2 separate regions of the Homo sapiens genome follow, and region 2 is linked to region 1. A link is an interaction called in ENCODE POLR2A ChIA-PET data of the cell type or tissue named here. Cell type or tissue: Panc1. All regions are shown on one strand. Each heading gives the region's core, and the rest is flanking DNA. Links, peaks and the distances in the headings are about the cores only.

Evidence for each region. Peaks named below come from ENCODE experiments on the same cell type or tissue, not always from the same donor. Only the 100,000 strongest peaks of a DNase experiment are listed, where the experiment ranks them.
Region 2: POLR2A ChIA-PET joins it to region 1 with 9 read pairs; 12 of 35 experiments call an interaction of 5 or more read pairs at or near these places.

What each region holds. Positions count from the first base shown.
Region 1 is chr3:4,994,781-4,999,170 of GRCh38, reverse strand. No RefSeq gene overlaps it. Among named protein-coding and RNA genes, the nearest start is that of BHLHE40-AS1, 17 kb to the right of the region's middle. RefSeq lists enhancers at 2,941-4,140, 3,904-4,390. In Panc1, for the core only: no CTCF peak of the experiment used is centred there; no DNase peak of the experiment used is centred there; H3K27ac peaks cover 3,302 bases.
Region 2 is chr3:5,066,906-5,071,295 of GRCh38, reverse strand. It overlaps the pseudogene RNF10P1. Among named protein-coding and RNA genes, the nearest start is that of ARL8B, 53 kb to the left of the region's middle. In Panc1, for the core only: no CTCF peak of the experiment used is centred there; no DNase peak of the experiment used is centred there.

The DNA.
Region 1 (4,390 bases), core at 233-4,232:
CCAGCACTTTGGGAGGGCGAGATGAGATGATCACTTGAGCCCAGGAGTTTGAGACCAGTCCTGGTAACATACTGAATCCTGTCTCTACAAAAAATAGAAAATAAAAAATTAGCCAGGCAGTTCCAGCCACTCGGGAGGCTGAGGTGAGAGGATTGCTTGAGCCCAGGAATTTGAGGCTGCAGTGAGCTATGATCATGCCACTGCACTCCAGCCTGGGTGACAGAGTGAGACCCTGTCTCAATCAATCAATCAGTCAGGCATAATAGTGCCAACCTTACAAGGCTGGGTGAGGGTTACCTCAGTGAATACCCACGAATCACTTAAAATAGTGCCTGGCACATAGTGACCACTCAGTAACTAAGATATTGTTCTTATTCTTTTTCAGCAAACATATCTTAAGCACCTAACTTATGCCTGACATTGTGTGTATAGTGATTTCTGGGCTTATAGAGATAAAAGGTTGTGTTTGCCTTCCTGAATTCACACTTCAGGCTCTGCACAAACCTTTGATAATTTCTCTTCTTTTTTTGTAGGGAAATGTTCACTGATGAATTCATGAATGAAGGATGATTACTTTTTCCCCTGATCAGGGCTTGGGCTGCTGTTTCACGTGTACCATCTTAAGGACTGTGACACCCAAAAAAGGCTCTGCCACTTAGATACAAAGGCATTTCTCCTCCTCTGAGCCTCAGTTTCCTCAACTGTAAGACTAGGGTGGGGGAGATTTAATTCCTGACTTGCAGGGTTTGCAAAGTGAAACAAATGCCGCCAGGCTCACAGAGGCATGGTGAAGACTCAGGCGCCTCCGGTACTATAAAGAGTGAAGATGGCCTTCGGCTCCATGAAGGGTTTCCTAAGAGGGCAGGGACAGCTCCTTGGTCCCTGACACAATAGCACACACTAGGGCCAAGAGCAGGGTCTCATCACCTCACTCACAAACAGTGGCTGAGGTTGACACGGGGGATCCCTGTGTGAATCAGAACTCCTAGGACTCTAGGTGACAGAAACTCCTCTCCAACTAGCCTAGGGGAAACTGATAAATGCAGGGTGAAGAATGTGCGGGTAGGGTATCTCCAGTAAGCCCAGGGGAAACGCGGAGATGCAGCAGGGCCAGGGCAGCCAAGGGGCTCGCTCGCACTCTCTCTCTCTCTCTCTCCCTCTCCCCTCCCACCTTCCTTCCCTCCCTCCCTCCCTCTCTCTCTCTCTCTCCTTCCCTCTTGTCTTCTCTGGGCAGCCTGTCAGCTCCATTCCCTCAAGTCAGCCCCCTCTATGTAGCAGCAAACATAGCCACCAAGAGAGAAACTGCATTTTCTTCCTTAGCTCCTGACCAAAAAATCCAGGGAAAGATTCTGATTGGCCCAGCTTAGGTCACGTGTTAACCCCCACCCATCCCCAGACCTATTAATTATGGAGTGGTGGGGCGGGTGGAGATGTACAGCATCGAAATTGTATCTGGGGCCGGGCGCAGTGGCTCAAGCCTGTAATCCCAGCACTTTGGGAGGCCGGGGCAGGCGGATCACGAGTTCAGGAGATCGAGACCAGCCTGGCTAACACTGTGAAACCCCGTCTCTACTTAAAAAAAAAAAAAAAAAATTAGCCTGGCGTGGTGGCGGGCGCCTGTAGTCCCAGCTACTCGGGAGGCTGAGGCAGGAGAATGGCGTGAACCCGGGAGGCGGAGCTTGCAGTGAGCCGAGATCGCGCCACCGCCCTCCAGCCTGGGGGACAGAGTGAGACTCTGTCTCAAAAAAAAAAAAAAAAAAAAAACAACGAGAAATTGTATCTGGGGTCCCACTAGACTTCGAGACCCCCCATGAGGGAAGCCACCACTTTAGCCCTTCAGAATGTCTGACATTGTCCACTTCACACACTTAGCACTTCCATTGTGCACTGGCCCGAATGAATGTCATTTCCCCAACTAGACTATAAGTTCCATAAGATCCACAACTGTGTCCAATGCTATTTTCATTCTTTTCTCTTCCTTCGCACCGGCTCACCACACAGGAGACAGCAACACAGAGCACACTGCTAGTCATATGGTCACAGAATGTCCCAGATAAGGGAAGAGATCGAAGAACTAAGGCACAGAGACAGACGGCCATTTTCCCAAAGTCACACACCTCAAACGAGGCTCTAGGTCGCCTGCGTACCCTGCTAGCTTCTCCTCTGTCTTAAGGTTAAAGGCTCCACTTCTACCCCTACAGGGAAGCCCCTGCATAGCTCTAGTCACTTCCTGCCTCCCCAGGCTTATCTGGTACACTCTACACACCTTCGAGGTAGTTATTTTTATTGCTATTTTAATAGTCGCCTGAGGTGCCCACACTGATCTGCTTCCCTGTCAGTCTGGATGAAGGAATTTTTGACTCTGCATTTCAGCCAGGGTGGCCTCTTTTCTCAAACCCGCCTCCCCTGCCCTCACTTCCAGGGCTTTTGCATGTGCAGTTTCCTCTGCTGGAAAACTGAGTTTGTCTGCTACGGCTACCTTGACAAAAGACCACAGCTGGGGTGGGTTAAACAACAGAAATGTGTGATCTCAAGTTCTGGAAGCTAAAAATTCAAAATCAAGGTGTCAGCAGATTTGGTTCCTTGGAGGCCGTGAGGGAGCGTCAGTTCTAGGCTTCTCTCCTAGCTCCTGGTGTCGGCTCACTATCTTCGGCATTCCATGGCTTGTAAGCAGCCAGCATCCCCCTGATGTCTGCTTTCATCTTCACGTGACATTCTTCCTGTGCGCATGTCTGTCTCTGTGTCCAAATTTCCCCTTTTGATAAGAATACCAGTCAAGATTAGGGCCTACCCTAATGACCTCATGTTAACTTGATTATCTCTGTAAAAAACCCTATTTCCAAATAAGGTCACTATCTAGGTACTTGGGGTCAGGACCCCCATCTCAACCAGACAACTCCCACTTACCCGTCTATTTCAGGCAAACCTTCCCTGAACACCCCAGACCACTCCAGGCACTGTTGTCTGCTCTTCTGTGCTCTTCTTGCATATTGATACTGGATTGTTGGTATCTATCTGTGTAATTATCAGGTTGCTATCTGTGTCCCTCTCAGACTATCGGCTTCAGGAAACAGGAGCATGACTCTTCTGTGCACTATTGTAGCCCCAAAGCCCAGTACCTGGCATGTAAAGGTACCAATAACTATCTGTGCCCTGAATGAATGAATTATTGAGAGGTTAATCTTTGCTAATTGCAAAAATGAATAGGAAGTTCTAAGTAAGGGCTTCAGCAGCAGTGAGGTCAATGTTTCCTCCGGAGAGAGTGAATTTACTGCGGGATCCGTGAGGGCCAAAGCCCTGCCCTCACGCACCCTCACCACCCTTTGACTAATGGTCATTGCCTCTTCCTCCCTCCCACCCAGTCACACTAGGGAGAATCCACATCAGCCTGGCCATGCAGGGGAGGCCTCACGAAGCCCTGGGAAGCCAGAGGTGAGTCAGAAGGGATGGTAAGGCGAATAGCTCTGAAACCGGAACCCTGGCATAGAGCTGGGGGCAGGAAGGTTCACCGAAGGTAATGGTGCTTGCTTTAAAATTCAAGGGGCCCAAGGGAGCATCATCTTTCAGGAAGGCACCACTAGTTGATAAGAGGCCAAGTGTGCCTCAAGCTCCAGGTACCTGAGGTTGCTGCGCTAGCATGGCCTGTGAAAGATGCCAAAGGTGGACTTTATTTTATAACTCCTCTTCTTATCCTCCTCCCCATGACTGGGCACAACCGTAAGGGCCATAAGAACTTACCCTCTGTGGCCTCTACTTTTGCTTATATGAGCAGGGGGAGGTGGAGCGAGACCAGGTGGGCACCTTGAGGGACCCTCATTTGGCTGAACTGCAGCAACTCAACCTGCCCCAAAGGAATTCCAGCCCCCTTGCTTCCTAGGGACCCTTGGGAATACCTCGTAGGCAGCCGAATCCCAAAGGGAAAAATGAAGGTCTCCCCAAACCCAGCCCAGGACAAGGGCCAAGCTGGAAAAAATGACTTGGAGGCCAGTCACCACGTTTTTCCCCAGTGAAAGGCTGACTCATTGCAACAGGCCTGGGCTGGCTGGGACTTGAGCCGGTGGCTTGGAACATGCTGGGACAGTGAGCGCCTTGTCTGAAAGGCAGACTGTGAGAAGCCACGGGTCAGGGGAGCTGAGGCCACTGCCCTAAGAAACACCCCTCACACAGCCACGTGAGCCCCAGGGGAAGCAGGGGCCAGGTGGGTGTCCATGCTGCCTCCCACTCAGACTCTGGAGAGCTAGCGTCACCTTGCTGGATAAGGTCTAGAGAGGCTCTAAGCCCCAGGGCAATTAAGCCCTAAGGTCCTGAGACATGAGCATTTTGATCCTTCCTCCCCATACGAAGTGCAAACTGAAAACACAAAGCTTAAAATAAATTTAGAGAAACCCCA
Region 2 (4,390 bases), core at 232-4,231, 72 kb before region 1:
TTCTGAGCAGAAATGGTTTTTGGTGCCAGGTGACTCATTTTTCAACAACTTCCACATTCAGCAGATGGTGATAATGCCAGCACTTAGCGATGGGGCTGAGTAAATCAGGACGGCATGTTTCCACACTTCTCAGATGCTTATTTCTAAACATTATGTAAAAACCATGTCTTCGAGCACTTCTCTCGGCAGGAAGGGATGGAGCCCGGGCAAGGTTTCTGCCCTTGGAGTTGTTCTTGCCCTCCTATTGGAAAGTTACCACGGGCCACACTACAGGAACATAAAGAAAAGGTGACAGACGCTCTCACTTTTCAGGCACCGCAAACATCAGGCCACAGAGTATACTGACCACACTGCCACAGACATTGTCTGTCTTCATCGTTTCTCACAAGAATATGACCGTATTGAAAGGACCTTCAATGCTGGGTGCAATGGCTCATGCCTGTAATCCCAGCACTTTGGGAGGCCAAGGCGGGAGGATCACCTGAGGTCGGGAGTTCAAGACCAGCCTGACCAACATGGAGAAACCCCGCTTCTACTAAAAAAAATACAAAATTAGCCAGGCGGGGTGGCACATGCCTGTAATCCCAGCTACTCGGGAAGCTGAGGCAGAAGAATTGCTTGAACCCTGTAGGCGGAGGTTGTGGTGAGCTGAGATCACACCATTGCACTCCAGCCTGAGCAACAAGAGCGAAACTCCGTCTCAAAAAAAGAAAGAAAAAAAGAAAAAAAGAAAGAAAGGAACTTCAAGTCTTCAACAGATTCCCATGTATTCCAAAACAATTAAATTATGGAATCTTAGAATTTATGGAATAGAAGACACTTAAGGTCATTGAGGCTGGGGCAGAGATAACTAACTTTTCACCAAATATTTTGCATGCCCTCTTGAATGGTATAGAGTTGATGCTGAGAAGTAGCTGCCTAGGGCAGAAATACATTTCCCAGTCCCCTTACATCTATGCAATGCCACAGGACCAGTGCTGGCCAGTGAAATGTGAGCAGAAAGGGATGTGTGTCACTTCTGGGCCAAGGCAGTTAAGAAGAGGGTGTACGTTTCTTCTGGATGCAAAGGTCTCCAAGGCCCTAAAGGATGGCAGAGCCATAAGATGAGACAAGCCTGGGTCCCAGAATCACCACATGGAGGAAACCCACCAGGAACACCATCAGATTGCAACATGAGTAAAAAATACATTTGAACTGTGTTAAGACACTAAAATTGGGAGGTTAATTATTATATTAGCTAGCATTTTCTTTATTAATACAAAGACCAATCTCCCTCAATCTACTGTTTAAATTATCCCATCTCCCTCCTGTTCCCCTACCTCAATCTACTGTTTAAATTTTCTTTATAATTCTTCATAGGGAGATTAGTAGAAATAACCTGAGACAGTCTGTGTAATGGTCAAGATGCCCGACACTGGTGTCAGGCAGACTAGGGCTAGAATTTCATTGTCAATATGAAACTAACAATGTGTTCTTGGGCGAGTCATTTAACTTCTCTGAGCCTTGATTTCTCCACCTGTAAAATGGGCATAATAGTAGTACTTATGTCAAAAAGCTATTGAGAGAAGTAAGGAACTCATCCATGTAAGGCACTAAGTATTCAAGAAATGGAGGCTTCTGTTCTTATTGGCATCATCCTACAGGGATGAATGATGGTGGTAATATCAAGGAATTTGATTTGTGAGGCTTTGTAGTAATATGAAGGAGATTGTTCTGTGTGGCTTTGTTATAATTAGGTCACTTTCCAGAGGGCCAGAGGAACTTATGGACACAGATGACTTTCCTAATTAGGTACCAGAACCCTGGAAAACAATGTGAGGTGGTAGAATTGGAAATGTAGGTCCTTGCAGACTCTGGCACCAGGAACACATAGAGAATAAGCATCAAAATCCCTGGGCATAACACATCTTAGCAGTACCCAGGTCCTTCAGGGGCGAGGAGATGGGAGCTGTTGTTTCCAGGATGTACGGGCGAGGTCATGTGGGATGTGAGTGAATCGGGGACTCTCAACACAGGGTGGTTCTCTGACTGGGTTTTGGGAAATGGGACCTTCTCCTATGGTCTCTAAGGTAACCCTAGACTGACATAGAGAAGAGAAGTCACCAGGAGAAGTCTCAGGAGGAACGCTGCTGAGAGCACAGGGCAGAGATGGAGGAGAACCAGACAGGGGGCCTGCAGGATCTACGGCAGCTTCCTCCCTGCCGTTCCTACACCTGCTCCTCCAGCTCCACTGTGGGACCTCCTGCACGGAGGGCCTGGGGCCCCCTCCCTTTCTTCTCTTAACAGAACTCCAGGGTCCCAGGCAGACTTTCTGCTGACCCGTCTGTCACCCCACTGCTTCATTTAGCATCAGGAATCTGGAAGACGACTCTCCTTCTTTTGCTCAGATGTGGAGAATTGAAAAAGGAAAAACAGACGTTTGGCCCAAAACTGCTCCAAAGATGCAAACAGCCTAATTCCTGCTGCTCTTGTGGACAGCGATGGGGAGAGTGACAACTCAGACCCTGTTCCTGTACCCAGTTTCCAACACTCTTCAGCCAAGCCATTGAAGCAGCCATCACGAAGCAGACCCAGCAGCTACTTCCGACCGCCTCTCTGAAGAAAAAGGAGAGGAAAGAAAAATGCGGACACAGCAGCTCCTGTTCCGCACCTCAGGCGTCCACACCAAGTGGCACAGCTGACCCGGGCTGCCTTCTCCGTCGGGTTTTCTCTTTTCTGTGCTTTTATTTTGCTGCTGTAATTTGTAAGTATTTGCATTTTTAATAGTGATGTTGCATACATATATAGTGATCAGATCAGGCTAATTAGCATATCCATCATCTCAAAACTTTATCATTTCTTTATGTTGGGAACATTCAATGTCCTTTTTTTGAGACGGAGTTTTGCTCTTGTCACCCAGGCTGGAGTGCAATGGCGCAATCTGGGCTCATTGCAACGTCCGCCTCCCAAGTTCGAGCGATTCTCCTGCCTCAGCCTCCCAAGTAGCTGGGACTGCAGGCACCTACAACCACTCCCAACTCATTTTTGTATTTTTAGTAGAGATGGGGTTTCACCATGTTGGCCAGGCTGGTCTCAAACTCCAGACATCAAGTGATCTGCCCTCCTTGGCCTCTCAAGGTGCTGGGATTACAAGTGCGAGTCACCGTACCGGGCCCTGTTAATATATTACATAGTTTCAAATAGCTAGAAGGATATTAATGCCGGGTGCAGTGGCTCACGTCTGTAATCCCAGCACTTTGGGAGGCCAAGGCGGGCAGATCACAGGGGTTCAGAAGTTCAAGACCAGCCTGGCCAACATGGTGAAAGCCATCTTTAAAAGAAAATACACAAAAATTAGCCGGGTGTGGTGGCGTGCACCTATAATCCCAGCTGCTCTGGAAGCTGAGCCAAGAGAATCACTGGAACCCGGGAGGCAGAGGTTGCAGTAAGCTGAGATCACGCCACTGGATTACAGCCTGGGCGACAGATCGATACCCTCTCTCAAAAAAAAAAAAAAAAAAAAAAAATACCAGACACGGTGGCTCACACCTATAATCCCAGCACTTTGGGAGGCTGAGGTGGGCGGATCACTTGAGGTCAGGAGTTCGAGACCAGCCTGGCCAACACAGTGAAACCCCGACTCTAGTAAAAATACAAAAATCGGCTGGGCGTTGTGGTGGGTGCCTGTAATCCCAGCTGCTCGGGAGGCTGAGGCAGGAGAATCGCTTGAACCTGGAAGGAAGAGGTTGCAGTTAGCCGAGATCATGCCATTACACTCCAGCCTGGGCAACAGAGCGAGACTCCATCTCAAAAAAAAAAAAAAAAAAAAAAGAAAGAAAGAAAGGAATTATGTAATATATTAACTATAGTCATCCTACAGTGGCATAGAACTCTAGAGCTTATTCCTGCTATGTAGCTGTAATTTTGTATCCTTAAACAAATCTCTCCTTATTCTTCCGTTCCCCCGACCCTTTAAGTATTTGAATTTAAACAGATTAGCTCAGGAACCAGGAAAATTTCAAATACAATGTATGTTCCAGATTCCTGTGTTTACACCAAAATAAAGTGTTGACACTGACAGAAAAAGGAAGGAAGCACCCTTCAGGGTAAAAAATTTTTTAAAAAATCTGTAAAGATGGGCCTTACTGTTTCCCAGGCTAGTGTTAAATTCCTAGCCTCAAGTGATCCTCCCACCTCAGCCTCCCAAGGTGCTGGGTGTACAGGTGTGAGCCACTGTACCCAGCTAGGAGTAAAGAATTCATCTAGTGTTTATATTGTATGCTGATTTTCAGCACCCCCAAGACTGATCACCTTGAAGAAAATGAGGTCATGAGTGAGTATATAAGTGACTCTTTCCCCCAAATCACACAGCTGAGGCAGCCCTTCCAGCTTTGGACATCTCTATTGAACA